Regions from separate parts of the Homo sapiens genome. Here all the other regions are linked to region 1. Evidence: read pairs that join two places in POLR2A ChIA-PET (ENCODE). Cell type or tissue: HepG2. All regions are shown on one strand. Each heading gives the region's core, and the rest is flanking DNA. Links, peaks and the distances in the headings are about the cores only.

Region 1 (8,099 bases), core at 1,306-5,305:
CCTTTTGAATTCCTCAATAGGTACCTCCCTGCCAATCACCTAAGCACCTAAAGCCCAACTATCCCACTTTCTTAGAGATACTCCTCTTAATTTAGATACCTAGTCCTAAGCTTCTAAGCCTCTAATATATAGTAGACCTTTTGCTATATGTTAGACCCTTTGCTATGTATTTTGTAAGATTGGAGGGGTCTGATTTGTTGAGGAGAGGGGAATAAACAAATCAGACTCCTCCAATCCTACAAAATGCTACCTTTCATTATATGCAACAATAGCATTTTTAGGAAGTGATGTGTTTGTAATATTTTGTTATATTTGACCTTGCCATTTTTAACATGCCTTTATAAAAATAATTTCTTATGTGGATTGGTTTTTCAAATGGACCTTGATAACTCCAAACATTTTATTTTAAACTTTAGTATAGTGTTTGGTTCATATCTACTAGGAATAAATTAATTAGTGCCACAGATGGACCACCAAAATTTGAGACTTTTTGGGATATTTTTTGTACCTTTTTTTTAAAGAATATGAAAGTTATTTATGAGAAAAAAATAAAGATGTAAACACACACACACACACACACACACACACCACACACACTCACAAAGGCCACCTATAACCATATTAATGACATATCTATGTTAACAAAACCATTGTGTGAGGTTAGAGGCAGAAGGGGTGCATGGTCAAAGCCACAGTTAAAAGAGCAACAGAAGGAGAAAATATAGTCCTGGAAGACTAGAATTAAGTCATTCAGAAAAAACTAATACAATGTTTTTATTTATTTATTTATTTTTTAGACAGAGTCTTGCTCTCTTGCCCAGGCTGGAGTGTAGTGGCGTGATCTCAGCTCACTACAAGCTCCGCCTCCTGGGTTCAAGTGATTCTGCTGCCTCAGCCTCCCGAGTAGCTGGGACTACAGGCGCGTGCCACCACGTCCAGCTAATTTTTTGTATTTTTAGTAGAGACAGGGTTTCACCACGTTAACCAGGATGGTCTCAATCTCCTGACCTCGCGATCCACCCTCCTCAGCCTCCCAAAGTGCTGGGATTACAGGCGTGAGCCACCGGGCATGCCCACAAGATTTTTTAAACAATTCATAAGCATATGTTTTTATAGGTCCATTTAGATATACCTAGATTCTCTATGTAATTGAAATAAACACATTTTTATAGACCATAGACCATTATCTTTTTATGAAAAAAGATAAATTGTCTGGAAAGACAACTTTCCAGATAAGCTGTCTGGAAAGACAACTTTCCAGATAAGCTGTCTGGAAAGACAACTTATTTGGTTTAAGTATTAGAAATCTTTGTACTTATAAATATATGCAACCAGATGTTACAGTTGATAAAGATGCATGAAAAATGGCCAAACATAATATTTAAGGATTTTACTAAGGAAGGTTTAAGGGATATAAATTTCATTTCTCTTCCATTAATATATACTATTTATATTATAAACTTTTTTAAAAAAAATGAGATGAGTTTAACTTACATTTTCACTTCTGTGCCTTCTAGAAAATAGAATCATATGGAGAAGTCAAAACTTTGTCACAGAATTAATGTATGCCCCAGGTTACCTGCATTATTCATAGTAAGGTTAATCTTTGGGATAATTATTGTCCCACTTAACAAACATTCACAGTGGTAAATTACATAGCACCCTAAAGCTACAGAAATACAGGACAATTAATGAAATGCAAAGGTATCTGATCTGATTCTAGTGCTGACCTCTTAAAAGTAAAATCATTGCTATTATTCCTGTTAAGAGAATTTTCACTTCATGGAATGGGCCTGTGCCTCCAAGAATAACATGGAGCTGTTCTCAAGTTGTTTCACTTTTTTTGAAAGTTAACCTTTTGATATCATGGATAAAAGTTAACATTTGTAAAACTCAAGCTGTTAGCCCAAATGCAACCTTGCCTCCTATGTTAGTACATTACGTCAATGACAAATGAGCCATAAGTTTCAACTTTACAGTAGTAGTAGATACCTTGACCTTTGAGACCTCACTCAAGTCATACCATGGGTGTTCTGATATTTTGGTGGTGTTTGCAGTCATGTGCAAAGAAAAGGCTATGTTTTAAGTTGTATAGGTCTTAATCAGTACAGATTTCTGTTCCTATTCAAATATAAACTTTATAAAAATTTTCAGAAGTTATTCAGCAAAAGAATTAAGAATTCAAATGATGCCGTTTTTAATGAAATTATAAAATTGAAGGAGATCTGCAGATGTCTCCTGAATCCTTGGAAATACGACCAAGTCATAGTGCAGTCATTAATGGATTTTGCATGGGTAAGTTTCAAGTCTGAAACTTTTCCTTTGTTAAGAAGTCCAGTTAATCAATTGCATTAAATTAAAAGATGAATGAGCTCTAGAGATCTGCTGAATAGCATTGTGCCCATCGTTAACAATACTATATTGTGCATTTAAAATTTTGTTAGGAGGGTAGATAATATGTTAAGTGTTCTTACTATAATTTTATAAAAGGTAAATAAATAAATGAAAATAATATACTGCCAATGGAATTTGAAATAAAAATTTAAAAAGAGTATTGATAGATTTTATATTATGTCCAAGGAAAACTATTTTAAGTGGACTTAAATTTGGGAAAGGAAAGGAAGAATGATACAAAGACATACTGTAAGTATTTTTATCATTATTTATCATTAAATATATTAAGATATTCTCCATAAGCATTATTACCAAAAAAATTCTCTTTTTGGGCATCTTGTTGAAACAGTCCCGTAAAATAGTATTTCATGTGACTGGCTTCATTCTCATGAAACTAAACCACATATATTTAACTATCTCCTTAAGCTTAGCTTAAAACCAAATATATATAATTGTTACTGGTGGCCAAAGAAATCAGTTCATTTTGGGTCACTCATTTTAGCTGAGTGGACATTCCTAATGGATTAAAAAACAAAACACAGTGCTTTAAAATGCACTTAATTTTTTTTTTTCCCCCGCGGTGGTGGTGACTCTGGGCTTCTTCTGCAGTGCTTTAAGCTAAGCTCCCCAGAACTAGTGTTGATATTGTTTCTTTAACATTAATCTTCAGTGACATAATTATTTCTTTTTAAATAATCAGTATGCTAAGCATTATAGGACTGGGAAGCTACTGACTGAAAAGAGATGTGCCGTAATGAAGGTACTCCTTTTTTTAGATAATTTCGGCTGCTTATCAGAACAGAAGCAGCTGTATTTTGGACTTACTTAGAGTTGCTATTTAATGCACCATGAAAAAGCAACAAGTGCTCCACCAGAAAAATCATGTTTTGTTGAAAGAAGTAAAGCAAAATGAGTTTCAGCTCTATACCACGGAAACTCACAAAAGTAGGGGAAAGATCAACTTGAGAGTATATTTTTCGGTGTTCGAAGTCAGTTAAAAAAGCAAATTTGTACTTTGAACTTAGTGTCTATTGCCTCAGAGTAAAAATATTTTTAGAATCCTTATCAGTCAGAAAATTCTCTTCTTCAAACAAAATGAACTGGAATGTAGAGCTAAAATAACCCCATTTTAGTTTGTGGAATGGCTGTTGAGCCTTTATTTTTACAAGCAAATGGCAAACGCTTGCTCCAATGTATAGCTGATGCAAATTAAGCACATACTCTGTTTCATAAATGAAGGGGGAATTATTGGAAACACTCTTGCACTGATCAGTAAAAACCGATTACCATCAAAGAAGGGCCTGATTACTAACCACCATCTTAGTGTTTAGCTGTACCGTCTGGCCGGCTCAGAGGGGAAAATTTGCTGAGCTTAAAAAATGTTTATTCTGACTTTCAACTCATGCATGTATAGAACACAGATGAGGAAACATCTGATGTCCTTTGGATTCTTGTTGTTAAACAAACGTTAACTCATCTTCAAGCAAAAATTTAGTCGTTTTTCTTTTTTCCCCCTCACTGATTTGGTTTCTTAAGCTATTGAGTTACAAGCACTATGGAAATAAGCACTAAAAAAAAACCTAAGGGTGATTAGAGCCCTTAAAAATATCTGAAGGATAATGCTGACCTCATGTTTTTTCACATACACTTTGATCTAGGTGGAATTTTATTATTGTAATTTAACTCATGTGGCGTGGAGGCCACATTCAAGGCACAGACCTGAGTGCTTACTGGAGACAGATGAACTCAGGACTTGCCTGTGCCTGGCTGCAGCACTTTTGCTCTAACTCATGCCTTGTCTATGGATGGCACTGCTTTTCCCACCGTTTAGTGTTGGTTAATTATTGCCAACCTGTAGAGCAAATGACTCTGCTTAACAGTCATTTTCCCTGAAAACCCTTCCTTGATTATTCAAGATTAAGTCCTTAGTGTCACAAGTTTACCCATTCCATAGCACGTACAGTTGTCATCATGATTTCTTATTCGATTACCAATCTTACCTCCCCAAGCCTGTAAACATAATTCAGTGACTGCATTTTTATTCACCACTGTATTCCAGGTCCTAAAACTAACCCTGACACATACCGGCCACTCGGTAAATATGGGTTGAATGAATGAATGAACAAATGGACAGAGAAATGAATGAGACACCTTCTCTGTCCTCATTTCAGTTTAAATTTAGGAACAAGGCATGAGTAAAAGTGTGAGGAGACAAAGCAGAGGAAGGCAAGTGCTGAAAGTTATGATCGCGTGCAGTGATGGCCATTAAGATGATCTTCGTACAGGAATTCATACAGGAATTTTTTTAAAGATAAATGCTGGCTTATGCAGGCTCTGAAGACTTATTTTTTATATCCATTCTTAATTAAACTAATGTTGAAAATAGTACACATTTATGGTAAAAAGCCTTCAGTCCTCTTTGGGGGTCATTTATTTGCTTGCTCTCTGGGAAGCTTCTTTCATAAAAGGATGCCCTTTTACTAGATCCCAACTGGGAGCTTTATGGGATTATTTTTTTCCTACTTAACAAAAGTGGGATTTAAACTCTAATTTCCAAAAACATAGTGGCTAGCTAAAATTGGTATTGATTTAATGTTCTGGGTCAATTTTAAGTGATAAATTAACATTAGCAAAAAAAGAAGTTTCTAAATTCTGTAAATCACATGGGATTTTTCATCGGCTCATTCCCTTACAATCTTTTTCTCAGGGATAAGGTTTTCTAAGTCAATATTTTCCCAAATGCATGCCCTTTTGTCTTCCATTAAATATGGTAGTCTTTGTTTCTTCAATGGCCATGTGAGAACAGAAGGAAAATTTCTTCTCAGAGAAGACAGAGCAAAGTAATATTCTTGCCAAAAGTTATCACAGTTTAATAGCAAGAAGGAATGTACACGTCTCTAAACAAAATGTGCAATGCTTTCTGATGCTGACACCATTTATTTAGTCTTATTAAATAGCTGGTAAAATGATCCAAGTTTCAGAGAAACACAAGCTGTGAGTGGCTGCTGCACGTGACAAAAAAAAAAAAAAAGACAGCCCCAAAAAGCAGCAGGGAGAAGATGTGCGCAGAGTCTGGGAGGATCACCTTTCTCCACAGCTTTCCCTTCCAAACCTCCAAACCCAGGCACTGCTTTCCTCTTGCACTCCTCTTCTCCTGATATCCATTCATTCACCTTATTTCTACACTCTTACCCCTTCCATATTTTTAATTAACTTTTCTCTTTGTGCTTGCACACTTGCTTTGCTTTGCTTTCAATCTATAGTTATTTTATGGGTGGCTTGGCACCTCAACCAGATGGGAATTAAGTGGAAGGCAGAAGTTGGCTTGCACACACAACCTCTAAATAAATGCAGGCCTGGGAAGGATGATTCATGCTTTACCTGTATTCTTTCAGCTGCAGTCAGTGTTTTTCCAATCTTGGTAGGCACCAGCATCACCTGGAAAATTGTTAAAGCAAAACATGCTTTGACTTGACTCCAGACATACTGGGGCTTAAATCTCTGTATTTATTTGCCAAGTAGTTCAAAATTTAGTAGTTGGGGGAATGGGATCACCAACCATTATGGTTTGCCAAGGAACGAAGGATTTCCTGAGCTGTGTGCTAAAGCCTGAATACTTCTGAGTAAATTGAGACATTTAGTTACCCTATTTAGGGTTGAAGATGAGGGCCAAAATAGTGCATGCATCTGTCTGCTTTCCATCTTTCCATCCTAATTATTCTAAAAAACCATACAACCCCCACTTTTATGGGTATAAAATAGTTATGTTACTTATCTATTTTTATTTTTGCATATTTTTTAGTTATTGCGTGGTTTATTACATATAATGAGAGCAACAATCTCATAACATTGGTTTTAGAATTAAATGAGATAAAATATGTAAAGCACTTAATGTAATGCCTGATACTAAGTGTTCAATGAATGTTACATATTATTTCTCTTTAGGTCCAAAGGTATTTATTTTCTTCTTGGCTTCCTGGAATACTAATCTTTGGTAAAGGAAGTTTCTCACTGGTCTCCTAAGCCGGCAGTGGTCTGAGGCATGCCACCATTTCTTTGAGCTGTGATGTGTTATATCATCTTCTTCCAAGACAGGCCCTCTTAGCTAGTGTGCTAACTGGACTTTCTCTCTCTGACTCAAAGGGGCTGTGCCTCAGAAGCTTTGTGGAGGTAGAAAGGCTTATCCACACTTCCCATGATAGGAGAGGGATTCTACCCACCTTCTTTCTGGATTCTTCTATGGACTGTAATGATTTCTTCCTCAGTAGTGTCTATTCCCAGACCCAGCAACTGCTTTTTGAAATTTGCTTGCAGACATCAACCCTGCAACTCTCTATCTAGTTCTCAGCACTTCAACTTAAGGCTAATATTAGACCAAGACCCACTTCCTCTAGAAATAAATCCTTTTCTCCCCCATACTTTCTTGGTCAAATAAGGTTACAGACTTATTTGGCACTTACTTAAGTAGTTTTTTTTTTCATCCTTAGGATGGTTCTCAATTTGTTGACTGATGAAATCATAAAACGTAACGTAACCCTCTAGGTAGCAGAGGATGTGCTTTGTAACATCATCCAGCACTCCTTGTTGCATTATCCTACAGTCTCAGTAATCTGCATTGTCTCACAGATCAAGCCATTTGCTCATTCAGTCTGTTCTGTGCCAAACATATTGATAACACATACACTGAAGGACTGCTGGCATTGCCCCTCCCCAGAATAAGCAAACAAGTCATCTTTAAAAGCAAGTTGTTTCAGCCACTTTGATAGAAATTAAGTTGCATACAAGGTCACAAAGTACATCAGTGAACTAACTGGAAACACAACCCAACAAGGCCCACTCCCAAGCCTGAGCACTTTACTGGATCACGCTTCCTTCCTCGGTGAAAGGCTTCCCACGGCAGGAAGAACCGGAGAGCAAGCCTCTAAATTATACATGACTGTTTGTCTCATTTTCACTCCGTGGCTAATTGAAGACACAGGGGAGTGCTGCTTTTTTGGCTTCATCTCTCATCGCATCTCATTTGTCTCACACGTGTCGGGGAGTGCACTCTGCAGGTTAGCTTTATGAAGGGTTGAATGGAATTTGGTGAGCTTTGAGGAGTCCCAGGATTACAAGTTCTTTGTCTTGGTTCACAACAAGCTGTGCAGTCCCCTTTTGTTTGTTTCCTCATTTGCCATTTTAAAATAAAGTAAATACCTAATGCTAGATGACGAGTTAGTGGGTGCAGTGCACCAGCATGGCACATGTATACATATGTAACTAACCTGCACAATGTGCACATGTACCCTAAAACTTAAAGTATAATAATAATAAAAAAAGTCAAGCATAGGAGATCCACAGTTGATAGGAAAGGAATGTGAATCACTAAAGAGAAACCATCATAATATTTAAATGACCAAATAAGGAACATGAAAATGTTTCTTCTCCTATAAATTTTAAGCCTGTGGGGAATCAAACTTAGATTAGTTTTAATAACAAAAGTTCAGAGTTCATTGTACCTTGTTCTGCCTGCTGAAGATTAGCACTGTGGTGGGAGTGTATATCCAGGTTGCCAAAACCACAGTTCTGCTTGGTTCAGTGACTCACAAATTATAATTTTTGAAGCGTTTGGAAGAAGAATTTCCATATCATATCTGACAATATGCTTTTGGCCCATAGCCCTTAATGCATTACCTTTTATGTAGTATAGGCTCAGTGCACTTTTG
Region 2 (8,099 bases), core at 1,707-5,706, 520 kb after region 1:
CCTGCAAGCTCTTGCATTATCTGGCCCCTGCCTACCTTCTAACCTTGTTTAATACCACTGGTCCTTTTGTTTACTTGTTCAGCAACATGGTCTCTCTCTCTCTCAGCTCCTTGAGTATACTTGTAGCTCCTCTCTTCTGTAATGTTTTTCACTCTTCTTACCTTTCAGTATGTCCATCTTGCAATTCTCTATCACAGAAATCTGTCACAGCATCTATTATATATATTTGTTATATATATATAACAAATATATATATAATATATATAATAAATATATATATATTTGTTATATATATAATAAATATATATATTTGTTATATATAATAAATATATATATTTGTTATATATAACAAATATATATAATAAATATATATATTTGTTATATATATAACTAATATATATAACAAATATATATATATTTGTTATATATATAACAAATATAGATAGATAGATAGATAGATATATAGATAGATAGATAGATAATATATATATGTATTTGTTTGGTGTTTGTTCCCTACAAGTCTTCTCCTGACTTCACTCACTAAAACTCCATGAGTGACTGGGATCCCAGCTGTGTAGCTAGAACACAGCCCAGCACTTGGCACATAGAAATTGTAGGCAGATGCTTGTTGAATACATAATGAAGAAAAAAAGGAAATGCACCAGTGAGTGAGCTGCAAACAACTGTTAAGAAATGGACCCATTTCAAGCAAAGAAACCATGCCTTCTCAAGTCCGACAGAGCTTAAAGGTAAAAAGAAAAAGAAAAAAAGAAACCACTTCTGTAATAGTTACACTGTTTGTCCTCAACCAGTTTGTCTTGAGTCTGCTGCATGGCTGGTCATTTCACTCCTGCACCCTGCTTTCTTAGTGGAGTTACATTTCTTCACTTAAAACTAAAAGAGCTCCTTTTTTAGGAGAGTTGGCCTGTTCACACAGGGAGATGACTGGGAGGCCAGCTTCAAGTTTAAAAAATGTTATTTCTGAGAGCATAGTCTACATACATGGAATCCAATGTCTGAAATCACTCCCACAAAGTTTTGTAGTGTAACAAGTCAGGGTAACTAATGTCACTCACCGCCATACAAATCCATGGAATTTGTGGCACAGTGTGGAGGTTAGACAGTTAGATGTTCCTCCTTTACATTGCTACTGGTTCCCTATGTCCATCCAAACCTAGAAAAATAAATAAATCTTTAATAAAAGGAACACAGGACCAGATATCAGGGGACCTGGATTTTAGGTATGTCTAGTTTACTCACTGATATCACAAAGACAGATTTTAAGTTCTTAATATATACTAAGTGTTGAAATATCCCTTAGTGCTCCATCCTCATCTATAAAATAGCTAGATACAAAGAAGAAATAATACGGTTTTATGGAATATCTTTGCAAATTAAAATGGCAGTTCTCAAGTTGGGGTTCATGGTGTTCTAGGGGCCCCCATGACCACTTTGAGTTGTCTGAGAAATCAAAACTATTCCTTATGATAAAACAAACAGGATTTGCCTTTCCCCACTATGTTGATGTTTGTATTGATGGCACAAAAACAATGCTAGCAGTTTAGTATGAATCAAGTCAGTGGCATAAAAACAGTTTTATTTAAGAGATATTTAATGAAGTAATAAAAATCATTAATTTAAAAGAAGAGGCAAGGTGTGGTGGCTCTCACCTGTAACCCAGCATTTTGGGAGGCCGAGGCAGGAGGATCACTTGAGTCCATGAGTTCAAAAGCAGCCTAGACAACACAGACAGACTCCCATCTCTATAAAAAATAAAAATTAGCCCAGCGTGGTGGTATGAGCCTGTAGTCCCAGCTTCTTGGGAGACGGAGGTAGAAGGTTCACTTGAGTCAGAGAGGTCGAGGCTACAGTGAGCTATGATTATGCCATTGCACTCCAACCTGGGCGACAGGATGAGACTCTGGCTCTAGAAAGGTAAAAAAAAAAAAAAAAAAAAGAAAAAGAAAAAAAGAAATTGGCCCAGTGCAAAGAATCTGCTAACTAAATGATTATCTTCTTTAAATTTATTTTTAATTGTCAAATAAAATTGTATATACATGTGATGTTACAAGATTGTTTTGAAATATGTATACATTGTGAAATGGTTAAATCAAGCTAATTAACAAATGCATTGCACCTCACATATTTATCATTTTTTGTGGTGAGAACACTTAAAATCTACTCTCTCAGCAATTTTCAAGTATAAAATACCTTGTTATTAACTATAGTTTAGGTCAAGTATTAAAAATTCTTCAAGAGATCAGATGGGCTATTTATTACTAGAATGCAAATTAGACATTTTTGTGGAATTTTTCCAACTACATTATTATAGTATTGCTGTTAATAAAGAATGTACTTTAATATGATACATATCTTTGTAAGAAATGTTAAAATCAAGAGTAGAAATAATATAGGGAGACCGGGCATGGTGGTTCACACCTATAATCCCTGCACTTTGGGAGGCCCAGGTGGGCAGATCACCGGAGGTCAGGAGTTCGAGACCAGCCTAGCCAATATGGCGAAACCCCGTCTCTACTAAAACTACAAAAATTAGCTAAGCATGGTGGTGCATGCCTGTTAATCCCAGCTACTCAGGAGGCTGAGGCAGGAGAATCTCTTGAACCTAGGAAGCAAAGGTTGCAGTGAGCCAAGATTGCACCACTCCACTCTAGCCTGGGCGAGAGAGCAAGACTCCATCTCAAAACAAAAAAGAAAAGAAAGAAAAAAAAAAGGGATAATATAGGGCATGTAAGAGTCCACTCACATGAGAGGACACAGGACCAAGGGTCAAAAAAATGACAGAAACAAAATAGTGTGTCTGGTACGGCTGGTACAGAGAAAAGAGGACGCAAGGAATTAAGGAAGAGGAGAGAACAGCCAAACTTTTCAGGAAAGAGGGAAAGGAAGCCAGGAGCCTAATGTGGAAGACGGAGTTAAGGAAGAACTAAAGCCAGCTTTAAATATCATGGAGAGGTAAAGTGGTTGGAATTTAGACAAATTCCATGGGAAACACCAACAGGATTTGCTGGTGGAACAGATGTATTCTGAAAAGAGATTTTATTTCATCAAGGGAATGGAATTTTCTTTTAAATTTAGAAATCTGTAGTTTCATTTTCCATATAAGCCACATCCATGAAATTATAATACACATGAACTAGAGTCTAAAATCTATATTCTAGCTAAGAACTGGGTGATTGAATTTATCTTTTTTTTTTTTTTTTCAAAGAAACCCTGGGACACTCTTGATAAACAGTCTCATCACATTTGAAGTTCTGGATTTCCAGACTGAGGCTGAGAAATTACATAACCAGAAATATGGTTAACTTCTGAGAGGCAAGCTCCAGGTGAGGCCAGAAGCTAACTCCTAATTAGGGCCAGATATCCTGAGAGTTGTAAAGTTTAGAAATTAAAATAACTTTTTCCTCTAGGATATGATTGGCAACTTCTCCTTTGGAAATCATTTATTTTATTAAAGCAGTTACTATTAGAAGTCATTCCCAGAGCCTCTTTCAGAAAAGCAACAATATTTATAACTGCCAACTCGTATTTATTGAGTGCTTACTGCCAGGGACAATACTAAGTGTTTTACATGGTTTCTATTGTGTAATATTTATAATAGTGCTTGTGATGAGATAGAGCTCCCTATTTCGCAAAGACAGAAAAGTTATTTTCCAAGATAGAGAAGTTAGGTGACTTACCAAGGTCTCACGGTGCAAAGGGTAGAAGAGCATCTGATTCCAAAGCCCATCTCGCTAATCGATGCATAACCCTAACCCTAACCCTAATGATGTCAGTGCCCACTGAGTCAATCTCACACAAGGGCAAGGTTCAGTAAATATTTGCTGAATAGATTAAGTATTAGGAGAAAGTTCAACAGCCTTCAGCAAAACCTGCAATGAGAAGGTAAGGAAAAGGTAGCAAAGCCAGGACGACCCAAGCTCCCTCCTGCCTGATTCCCTTTACAACTATGCCTAGTACTTCCATATGATAAATTCTAATTAAATATTTCTCTTATCCAGCCCTGTCATTCATTGCTTCCAACCTCTCCTAGAGTTTTGATAGTACACAATATAAAATTCTTCTTTCTCTCTTATGTATCTCTTATGTATCTTTTTTCTCTCTTATGTATCTCTTATGTATCTCTCTTATGTATATGAAGGCCAAAGGTGAACACAACACAGTTTCAGATGGGATATCTCTTTCCCCAAACTCTCACATCATATCTAGGAGAAGGAATAGCTAATCTTTTCCTGCCTAATAATTGAGATCATGAATAAGTGGGACTTAGAGACTAAAGAAAAGATTTATTCTCACCAAGTATGTTCATGCTTCAGTCTTGTCTCAGATCTGTTTTTATAGGGACTGTCAGATCCATTTTCTCTCCTATTTGGCCCACAAGGAAGCTATTAGGGATGAGGCGCATTGAGATTATTTCCAAAAAATATATTGGCTATGCCTAGTTGTATAACCAAGTTAGAATATTTTGGTAATAACATGACGCTCATTTCAAACTGCATTTGTATACTTTTTGTACAATATTATATGTATGTATACATTTTTAAAGACCAGGGGCAAGAGCATATTAAAACTTTCCCAATTTCCTTTTGAGGAAAGAATCTCCCAGTAACAGTGACAACCATGGTTACCCTTGGTTGAACACCTGCTGTATCCTTTCAACAAATACTCTACCAAGTACCAGGCACAAGGAATACAATACAGAATGCTTTGATTTGGCTCTGTGTCCCCACCCAAATGTCATCTCTGAATTGTAATCCCCATAATCCCCACATGTCAAGGGAGGGAACTGGTAGGAGGTGATTGGATTACGGGGGCAGTTTTCCCCATGCTGTTCTCGTAATAGTGAGTGAGTTTTCACAAGATCCAATGGTTACATAAGTGTTTGACAGTTCCTCCTTCACACACTCTCTCTCACCCACCACCATATAAGACACGCCTGCTTCTCCTGCCATGATTTTAAGTTTCCTGAGGCCTCCCCAGCCATGGGGAACTGTGAGTCAATTAAACCTCTTTTCTTTGTAAATTACCCAGTCTTGGGCAGTTCTTGATAGCAATATGAAAATGGACTAATACAGAGGACAAGACAGAGTCCTTGCTCTGGTGACATCTTGGTCTTTCTAGATGCCTTATGTATTTATTTCAAATCCTCACAGCACTCTTGTAAAGAACATTCATTTCCTTATTATACAGGTAAGAAATGTTAAGTCTAGAGAGATTAAGTAGCAAGCCTGAGGTCGTGTAACAAACAAGTGGTGTAACGGGGATTGCAGCCCAGGTCTGTCAGATTCAAAGACAAAGACTTTCCCAGCATGCCATGCTGTTTCCTCAGTAATTACCTTCCCACCAGCACCAGATAGACTTCAGCCTTTGAGGAGCCAGCCATTTAAGGGAGGACTGTTACCCACAGCGTACTATATATAGGGAACCTATTGATAAGAAATGTAGTTGTTAGTGCTTCAAGCCCCAACCAAGCTTACTACATTCACCAATTTCAATCCTCATCAAAGGCAGGGAAGAGCCTTCATTATTCCACTATCTTCCACAACCGCAGTTACCCAACAGTTCAGAACTTTGCAGATTTGTGGAAATTCCCCAAGGGAAGGGAGAAAAAACCTGAATCTCTGCCTTTGAATTTCAGATGTGTTGATAACCTTCTTCCTATCCTATCAGGGAAGATGAAACTGATCTCACTAGATATCATTTAACTATATTCGGAATAATTTCAAACCTAATATCTAGGAAAAGATTGGTTTGTCAGAGATAATCTAAATTAAGAAGGAAGACTTATTACATTCCAATTGAAACCATCCATTCAATTAATTCTTACTACCGACGAGGGTAGAACCCATTAAAGATGAGCAGGATGGCCTTCAGGTACTTAATTTTCTCTAGACAGTTTTTCCCAATCCACAGCTCAAATGAAGATTAAAAAAAAAAAAAAAAAAACCCTAAGAGAACAGAACAGAGAATGTAATAACTTCTGTCTCTAGCTATTGGGGCTTAGTTTCCTCATCTGTGAAAGGAGGGGTTAATCTAAATGTCCCCTACCAGCTCTAATAGTTTATAGTTTTATGAACATTATAGCCTTGATTATTACAGGTTTCTTTTTCCAGCATCCAGATCTTTTTTTTTTCTCCAGATCTTTTTCCTTTCAAAATGTTCGGGGAAAATAATATCTTGGAAATTCAGATGGAGAGAATATCTTCTTTCAGATATCAGGATTAGTTTAGAATTTAGTTCAAATAAATATATTTTTGTTCCAGTATCATTTATCTGTTTTTTCCTTTGAGCTCCTGTATTAGCATGTCCGTTGTAAGGCAGTGAGCATATTATTCCTTTTTTTACGGTTATTTTTGTGCTTACTTTCTCCTGCCCAGGATTATAAATTATTTGAGGACAAGAGTTACATCTTATTCATTCTAACATTCTGCAAAGAGTCTTCCTAACACATTGTTTTACACATGGAAGAAGCAGTACATTGTGCTGAGTTGAATTCAGAACATGAAAATATAATGCCAGAGAGACTTCCAGCGATAAGGAATAGAAAATACCTTAAAATGTACTTGAAGTTAGTCTAGTATTCTTTAGACTAGGATAGCAGTTACCAGGTCAGATTTTTGACATGAGACTGACATGGGATCTAGTTGTTCTATGTTGTGTGATTTGGGGCAAATTTTTTATCTGTCTAAATTAACTCACATTAAAAATGAGAATGACTATAGTACCTACTCATAAGGTTGTTTGAGAGCACAATGATATAATCCATGTAAAATGTTTACCATGGAGTAAGTCAAATCAAAACCACTCCCAAAGGCTAAGCATTTTAATTGCTATTATTAAAAATATCTATGGTACCTAAATTCTAAAGAGCACTGACTCATTGGTCTTGTCTCACCTATGATAGTCTGTGGGGTTGTTTTTAGCACCTAAGGTCGGAAGATCAGACTTGCAATCCACACCCCTTCATTAAACCCATGGATGTATGGTGTTATTTTTGATGGCAGGGAATCACTTAGAAAGGGAGATGGATCTCTAAATAAATGTCTATGAACAAGGCTTTTAGGAGAAAGCAGGCTCAAGGGAAGGGGTAGTGCAGGAGACTGTGTCAGCAATCCAACTCTAGTCTGTGCCTGTTGGCTACATCAACACCTCCATAGCAAAGAGCTTTAGAGGAATTTCCATGTAATAATAATTTCCACACTATTCTTACATTGAGAGAAAAATTGGCCTGCTTCATTGACAGGTTGTTTGGTCCCTTCTGCCTGATTTCTAAGAAAAAAGTGAATGGCCATACTATTTATAAAGCTTTACATTCTATTTCTACTTCTTTAGTTTTGTTTTTAAAGGAAAAGAGCATGTTCTCAATGATTTCTAAATTCACAGTATCTTCTCTATTCAAATTCTATTTGTATTCTGCCTATCAGTTCCCACTTACTGCGCTCCACCGAGAAACAGGGACCTTGAAACATCGTTTATTCTTTGATGACTTCATTACCTAGCACACATAAAATTGGGGTTTGTTCTATTCCTGCTTGTAATATTGCTGGATAACAGGGTCAGATTTTTCAGGTGCTAGGGCAGAGGGAAGAGGGAAGCACACCTTTTTTTAGAAAGTAAAATGAAGGTTTGAAAACATGCTTATGATGCATTTATGTGATACCCATCCAGCGCGAACTAGTTTTAACTTTCCTTGCATGTAAAAGGGATACAACAAAAGTGTTCTCCTTTTGATGATAAAGAAAAACTCCTTTTTCTCTAATCTTTAGAGATTTTTCTGAAGATTTGCTTTCACTTTAACTTCAGGGCCGTAAGATGAGAAGATTACATTTAATGTAGCCTACTCAAGAATAAATGATTGAAACACAATTCAGCTTTAACACTCAATGTGTATTCTTAGGAACAAGAGAAGGTGCTCTCCTGGTCTCCTGAAAAAAAGTCTCCTTCTGACTTCTTCCTACTTAAGAGAAGAGCACCTGCCATGGAACTGTGCTTCTCATGGGCAGTGAAGTATTGTGTTAGAGAAATTTCATGGCCTCTGCCCAGTCTCATAAATACACCTCCTTATCCCAGCTCTCAGCACT
Region 3 (8,099 bases), core at 1,707-5,706, 350 kb after region 1:
ATGCTGGGAACTTCATGTATCTTAACTCCTTTAATCTATACAGCACCCCCATTTACCATATCAGTGCACATGAATGAAATGCCTACTACATTCTGGAAGTTGCGCTTGATATTGGTGTTACGGTGGTGAACGAGACAGATACAGCCTCCAAACTCAGAAAGCTAAAGAACCAGAGAAAATTAAAAGAAGTCCCAATTGTCATATGTAAAGGTGCACAAAGGGTTGGAAGGGGACAGGGGACCTTACATATTAACATTTCATTCTGAGCCCCTGAACACATTGAGCTTAGAATTCACATGCATAAAAGGTGGGCAGGCTTTTATGGTTAATAAATATGACCATGTATGGCTGTCCAAAGCCCTTGGTTTCTTTCCTGTCATATTATCCTGCCTCCTTACAATAATTGATCATTTCCCAGAAGATAACTTTCCATTTTAAGCATTGAAACAAGTATGCCTTGAATAAGCAAGTGTTCACATTAGCGCTTACGTTTGTATTCTACGATGGAGAATGAACTCATGGTCTTTCCTATTTCCATCTTCCCTGATGATGATTCTGTGGCTACAGTTGCCTAGACACTGCCTTCAAGGATATTTGAGTGAAGATGACAGCAATTAAAAGGAGTAATGGTTTTCAAAAGCAGTTGTTCTAACAAGCTGCTGCCCAGGTTAGGTGAGCATGTTAACATCAACTTCTTTGTCAACCTTCAAGGCACTGTCATAATGAGTTGATCTCTTATTATTATTATTATTTTAATGAAAATGAGACATAACAGAGTTTGGGGTTCTTTTCCCCCCCAAATACAGTACTATGTTTCTGAAGCCCATGAGATTACTTGAGCATTGGAGTATTTCAATTACCCTTGCAGTGCACTAAGGAGCAGCGACGTTAATATCTTGTTAATTCCATAACAATCATTGTTCCTTACTTGGTATCCAACATAGCTGCACAAGCATTCTGCCTAATAATAAGACTGCTTTCTTCCCCTAAATGATTTATAATGCACAGGAAAATCACTCATTATGGACTCCACCTCACTGACTCTGCTTTTAGCACCAGACACATAGTGTGGCTTGGTCAGAGAAACCCAGGGCTTAATTATAATTCCAAAGGTGTTGTATCCTGAATAATAATTCTATGTCATTAACAAATGGAAATCCCAGGCAATTATTTGAGTAGGTGAATAACATCAAGGGTAGATGTTATAACCAACTTTTATTATTCCTGAAGAAGAAATGTCACTCGGAATTTGGCTTCTATCATTGGTCTTAATTACCATTTACAATATAGGGCTTAGAGAACAATTACCTAAATCACACATGCTCATAAAGAATCATGGGAAGAGGAAGAAGAGGTGGTCAAGGCAAATCAAGTCATCCTGTTTATTGGACTCCTTCATTTGTTGGCTCAGAACATATTTACCAAACACTTGCTCTATGCCAGGTTCAGTGTTAGGACCTGCAGACAAGAAGAGAACAAAGTAAGTGGTAGAGAAAGGAAAGAACACTTAAACTTCAGCAGGCACCATGGACCAACGGTCAATTCTCAGTTCTGCCTATAGGATGCCCCATTTTAGGCCAGCTTCCCATTTATTGCAATTACTCATTGGGGCAAATGAATAACACAAATACATCTGGTTTTTCATAGGTGAAGATGATTTCTGAATATAGATTTGGAGGTTATTGGCATATGAGTAGGAGCATGCTTGGAAAATTATTTTCCTGAGGACATGTAATTTGGAAACATTGAAAACTTTTTGAAATGAAGGTTGTAATGTTTGAGATATGTTTCTGCTTTAACATATCCAAAATGATTTCTAAAGTCCATGTAAAAGGAAGATTTTAATGTAAAATTGCCTATTATTAGATTATTAAAATTATTGAATATGGAAGAAATATGAAGAAGAATGGTGACTGATGTGGTTTGTCTGTGTCCCCACCCAAATCTCATCTTGAATTGTAGTTCTCATAATCCCCAAGTGTCATAGGAGGGACCCAGTGGGAGATAATGGAATCATAGGGGCAGTTTCCACATGCTGCTGTTCTCGTGATAGTGAGTGAGTTCTCACAAGATCTGATGATTTTATAAAGGGCTTTTCCCCCTTTGCTTGGCAGTTCTCTCTCCTGCTGCCATATGAAAATGGATATGTTTGCTTCCCCTTCTGCCATTATTTTAAGTTTCCTGAGGTCTCCCCAGCCGTACAGAACTATGAATCAATTAAACCTCATTCCTTTATAAATTACCCAGTCTCGGGAAGTTCTTTATAGCAGCATGAGAATGGACTAATACAGAGACGATCAGGAGAGTCTTAGATATTGACAGATCTTCACTTTTGCCAATCCCAAATCATTTCATGTGAACATATGGCGTTTCTCCTTCTCTTTTTCTATTTGCCCTGCATTATTCTTTTCTTGTTTCTCATGTCTTGTGTCCCTGTTCAGGAAAACTCATACTTTCTCTTTTAGTCAAGGTTTCTATTGCTTTTTGAAGTTTATTCTCCCTTCTTTAGCTATAGCCACCTTTCTTGAACTAGTTTAAGTTCCTGCCTTGATTTCCTTCAGTGATGAGAAAATTTCCTGTCTCTAAGGGAGTTCAACAGAGTCAGGCTCCCATATGTTGTTCTAGCAGAAAGAGAAACCTACTATATGCCAAAGAAACACTTCCTGTGCTTTACTTCTGCTTCAGAGAGTGTCTCTGGGCATAAGCAGGCTCCTCGACTAAACCTCCAGTAAGAAGTGTCCATCAGCATCACAGCCATAACTCAAATCTAGATATTCAAATTCCTGGCCTGTATATACATTATGTATGTGTGTGTGTGTGTGTGTGTGTGTGTGTACACTTGCATATATGTATGTGTATATATATATACATTTAAAATTACAATATATGTGTGTGCATATATGTATAAAATCAGAATTCTTGTTAATATCCTCATATATTCACTCATTTATTCAATAATATTACTGAGCACCTACTATATGCAAGCCACTATTCCAGGTCGTTGGTATCTAATGCACAAAACAAAGCCTGAGCTGTGTTGGAGCTTACATTCTGGAGAAAAAAAAGGGACAACAATGAAGTAAAAAGTAAAAGATGCAGTATGTCAGTTGGTGATAAGTGCTCTGAAGAAAAATAAAGCAGAGAAGGGAGCCTAGGAGAGCCAAAGGAGGGGTAGGGGATGTTTGCTCCTTTAAATGGCGTGGTCAGGGAAAGCTTCACTGACAAGGTGACCTTTGAGCAGACAACTGAAGGCGGTGAAGGAGCAATAGGGCAGGGGTTGTGGGGGAATAGCATTACAGGCAGGAGAAACAGCAGGTGCAAAGCCTGGAGACAGGACTGTATTTGGCTTTGTCCAGACCCAGGTAAGAATCGTTTCTCCAAATTACACAACTTGGCTGAGGGCAGTGGGCAGGAGAAGCACCATACACAGAAAACACTGTGACCAGTGCCCCCTGGAGTTGTGCAATGAGTCTGCCCTTGCAAGGACACCAGTGTGGCTTGAGTAGAGGGAAGCGAGCCAGATCTCAGAGTGCCTTGTAGACCTGTGTAAGGACTTTGTTTTACTCAGCAGTATGCTAGTAAATGTTTAACAATCAGCTCTTGGGGGAATGAAGGGGAAGAGATTTGACTTTGATTTGTAGCATTTGTCAATTGCTATAGTGGAAACAGTCACACCAGGGCTGAGACTAAGCAGGACGTTGCTGAATGTGGAGCTGGGAAGGGAAGTGCAGCGGTACCAACGCTCATATAGTATTTCTTACATATAGATAAAATAGATGTAAATAGCTGCAAGAGCATAGATGATATAGTAAAGCGTAATAGGAAGGGATGAGTTTTGAGAATGAGTTACCTATGTTTTAAATATAATGTATATAATTATATGTTTATGTAATTTAATTTTTAAGAATGGCTGCGTTTCTCAAGCTTGCAAAATTTGTCAGCTCTCTTGAGCTGGTATGAGCTGGCTTCAGCACACCACTGGATTTCCTCGGAGTGAGGGCTCATAAGCAGTAGACATACACCACCAGACTGTAGAAGGATCGCAGTGCTGTTCTGAAAACAGGTGATAGGTGGTCAAAGGCAGGAGCAGGGAGACCAGTGAGGAGGTTTTCCAAAACCTTTAGGATTCAGCAGAAAACATTTGGACAAACCCTGCACCTGCCCATGGTTTCCCTCCCAAGTAGCTTAAGAGCATGAGAGTATGATCCTGGCCTTAGTCACTTACCTTAATTCCTCTATTCTTAAAGGCCAGGTTTCTTCCGGTTAATGTTTCTGAAATCAGGATTAAGTTGGGATGCATCTAGAAACTGATCATGTACACTTAATACATATGGTTTCTTTTTTTTTTTTCCCCTGAAAAGCTGGTATGAAATCAATGTGGGTTTAGCAACTGATAGCATTTTACAACTGAGAAAACATTCTGTTTTGCTTTGTGAACCACAGAATTGATCGTAGTATTGTTTGTGCCCCCACAATTGAATACAACTGATAAAGGCTTTGGAATATAAATATAGACTTTATAAATAAAGCCTGAGGAAATTGAGAGTGTTTTAGTAGGAAAGACAAACACTAAGATGTGGGGAAAGGTGTAGGAGGAATCAATGAATCAGGTGTTCAGGAGAGCCAGTGAGTTCTTCTCTGATTAAATAAGATAGACAGCCATCTAGGGATGTGATTTAAGGAGTGCTACCTCCCTTTCCCAACAGCCGGCAAAGACAGATTATATTCCCACTAGTTCAGTTCTCTGGGCTTCAAGCATTGTCTCTGGGTGATCTCTGTTAAAATGTCTGAGAGTGACCCAGGAGGCAAGGCACATTCACAGAGGGACCATTAAAAAGATTAATGGGAGGGAAACACCCAAAGGAAATGAGGCTAGAAAATGTTAATGGAGAATCAACGCTGGGTACAGATCTAGTGCAGAGTCTTTCAGAGCCTAGTCATGACTAAACCTCTTTCAACAGGTCCCTTTGACTTCAGCAAGCTTACACCACCATGTGCTGTTGGGGTACCATACCTCTGCCACACCACTTTCTTCCATTGTAATGACTGCTTATCTTCATTCTTGTGTTCCCAGAGTGGGCCCTGTAGAAGCACAGGAATAAAGACGGTTGGCATTAGTTTTACACAAAACCCACAGATTAATTCTACCTTTATTGTTTTCTCTCTAGCCAAGGATAATTACTTTTGTATATTATCCTATCGCACTTTGCAGTTTTTATAATGTCACATCCAAATCTCAGTTTATTAAATAACTCGAAACACAAAAGTCATTCAATAAAAATGTTTTTCAAGCAGTAATTATCCCTTAGGAAGAAAAGTTTCATTTCTATAACTGGTAAAAATAATTTAACGTGAATATAATGGACATTGGATGATTATCATCTTTGAAATTAGGATACACGGCAATACTTAACGATATATTATCTGTTAAGCGTTATCAATTTAGATGAGGGCTGGAAGCCAACATGATTGTGAACCCAAATAAAACATAGACACAGAGATATTTGTAACTATCCAGTTATTAGGTTAGTCATCCAGCTGATTTTTTTAAAGATTATCATCAGTACTTCCTCTTAATCTTAAAATAGAGCTGTACATTGCACCTCTCCAGGGTCTGTGGATTTCTATTGAATCAGCATTGTTCATGTTCAAGATTCTTCACACTCAGTAATACAGGAGTCCTTGGGCTACTGTGCTCCTCCTACCCAACCACTCATTCCATGCTTCAGCACAACTGTTCTGATATGAGTCATATCTTTATCTACTAGGATTCAGCATAAGATTTCATTTGGAAAAAAGAGTCTTGGTGCTACCGTTAAACAATTTTAAAACTACTGGTCTAGTTTATGGGGCACCCTAAAAGATAGACTATGTCTGAATGGAATAGTGCTTGGAGGGGTAAGAAATAATGTGAAAGGTCCTTCTTGCAGGATTATTATATATAAATAAAAAAAAGTTTTCTATTTGTAAGAGGTATAAAAATGAAAGCCACAATTTTTTTTAAAATATAGAGAATACACCTGATTTTTTGGAAACTACTGTGTGCCATGTTTTGTGTTGGGCACTTTGCAGGCTTTTCTCATTTAATCCTCTATGAAGTCTCATTTGACTTCATTTTATGGAGCAGGAAAATTAGATACTCAGATTGTTCTGCCTGCATCTAAAGTCAGGTCCAGTCTGACTGCGTTTCAAACTCTTGGAACCTCTGACATTTACTCAATATTTTAAAGTGTGTATTATAAATAACTGTCTCCCTGAGGTGTGTTAGGTTTGGCTTTGCCCAAAGTTAGTAATTAGGTTGGATGACCAGTCCTGCAACTCCAGCCTGTTGGCCAACTTTCCTATTTGATCTGAGACTCGTTACAGGGCAGTTTTGGCATGGGTAAGAAAGGAGATGAGAAATAGATGAAACCACACTGCAGGATTAAACCTGAAATGTTATTTGGTGGAAAAAGTATTCCCAGGCTAAACTCTAGTTCTTTCATTCACTACTCTGCACACGTCATAAATCAGCCAGAAGAGAGCTATTTCCATATTTTAAATTGCTGCAAAAATCTCTCCAACTTCCTCATTTTGCAGATAAAGCTTCAACATTATATGAAGCAGTGTATGTTGAATTTTAATGCTTACTTCAGAAATCATACTTACTCACTTTGTGTGTTTTTGACGCTCTTCTTACATGCAACCATGACCTAATTTGTTTGCAGAACATGTTTACTTCTGTAGTGGTTTATTATTAAAATGTTTCTAAGCTTCTGTCTTAGCTATTTAGAAAGCTAAAGAAAGAATCCCTGTTGCCTTTGAATAATGTATTGGCCCTTGCTAATATCTTACTGAAATAGCTCAAACCCAGTTTAAAAAATCATTTCATAATATTTTAGCCATTCTCATATATGAGTTATATTATAAATGTCATAAATCTTTTCAAAATGTTAAAACTTAAAAAAACTGTGAGACATAGACAAAATACTATTAGTAAATATTTAAGTATCAATATTTGAAAACGTTACAGAAATATGCTTTAAAAATATCTACAATGACAAAAATATATGAGCTAGAAAATCCTTAAATTAAGTCTGAGCTATAAAATGTAGAGCCATATTAAATGTCACTTTGCATTCAATTTGAAGGAAAAAATTAAGAAACCAAAACACTTTGTTAAATACAAACACTTCCCCAAAAAATGTTTAACTCTTAATCATGTTAATATATATTTTAATCCTATTATGAAACAGGTATATCAAACATATATACTTAAGTTACTGGATATGTAAACTTAATTCATATACCTTGTTCTTTAATAGTCATCTCTTGTTGCATAAGGCATCTTATATCTCTCTCTATTCCTAGTCTTGGTTACTAAGATATGATGGTATAAATATCATCATGAGATAACATCTTATTTATCATTTTTCAGAAACCAAGAGTTAAAAACTTCCCAAAATGCCACAAATCTTTGAGCTCTTAAGCAACTGTGTGTGTGTTTGTATGCATGCACGCATATGTTTGTATTTGAAAAGGGAGTGGGGGAGGGGGTAAGATAGTTATAATGCATGTTGTGATTTATTGGATACTAATCTTGGGAACACAAGATTACATTTCAAAGGTCAGCTTTGCAGTCATGAAAAACAAAGATTCTGCATGTTTGATGCTAATGAGCCCTGTTTATCCAGTGTGTGAAGTAAGACAAATATTAGATTAAATCTAAATCACAGAATGTTCTTATTATAGATAGAAGCCTTTCTGGGAGCAGATGTGCTAATACTAAATAGAACACTGCTATAAAATGTTTTCCTGAATTACTGAAGTAAATAAGATACACTAATGAAAATGGGGAGGGGGAATCATTTATAAAATTAAAATCTTGTAAAAGCACAATTAGAAGAGTCTACTACCTTTAAAAATGTGACTTTATAGCCCCGTATATTCCTTTGAAAAATAAAGTCCTTCCTAAAACCATGATTTCCAAGTCCATGGGTTTATTTAGGTATTCTTTAAGCACTTCATTTTTACAACATGACTCTTGATTGACATCCCATTACTTACATGCCATTCAAATTGTTCTCAGTTTCCCATTTCCTACTTTTTCCTTTCAATTT

Evidence for each region. Peaks named below come from ENCODE experiments on the same cell type or tissue, not always from the same donor. Only the 100,000 strongest peaks of a DNase experiment are listed, where the experiment ranks them.
Region 2: POLR2A ChIA-PET joins it to region 1 with 8 read pairs; 2 of 35 experiments call an interaction of 5 or more read pairs at or near these places.
Region 3: POLR2A ChIA-PET joins it to region 1 with 7 read pairs; 1 of 35 experiments calls an interaction of 5 or more read pairs at or near these places.

The regions. Positions count from the first base shown.
Region 1 is chr13:93,764,024-93,772,122 of GRCh38, forward strand. The region is part of intron 2 of GPC6 (glypican 6); the gene reads left to right. Among named protein-coding and RNA genes, the nearest start is that of GPC6-AS2, 90 kb to the right of the region's middle. In HepG2, for the core only: no CTCF peak of the experiment used is centred there; DNase peaks (open chromatin) are centred at 2,008, 3,438 and 4,208; H3K4me3 peaks cover 1,389 bases.
Region 2 is chr13:94,288,493-94,296,591 of GRCh38, forward strand. The region is part of intron 5 of GPC6 (glypican 6); the gene reads left to right. Among named protein-coding and RNA genes, the nearest start is that of GPC6-AS1, 100 kb to the left of the region's middle. In HepG2, for the core only: no CTCF peak of the experiment used is centred there; a DNase peak (open chromatin) is centred at 3,769; H3K4me3 peaks cover 467 bases.
Region 3 is chr13:94,116,191-94,124,289 of GRCh38, forward strand. All of the region lies in intron 4 of GPC6 (glypican 6), which reads left to right. Among named protein-coding and RNA genes, the nearest start is that of GPC6-AS1, 68 kb to the right of the region's middle. In HepG2, for the core only: a CTCF peak has its summit at 3,448 (motif pointing left); a DNase peak (open chromatin) is centred at 3,541; H3K4me3 peaks cover 342 bases.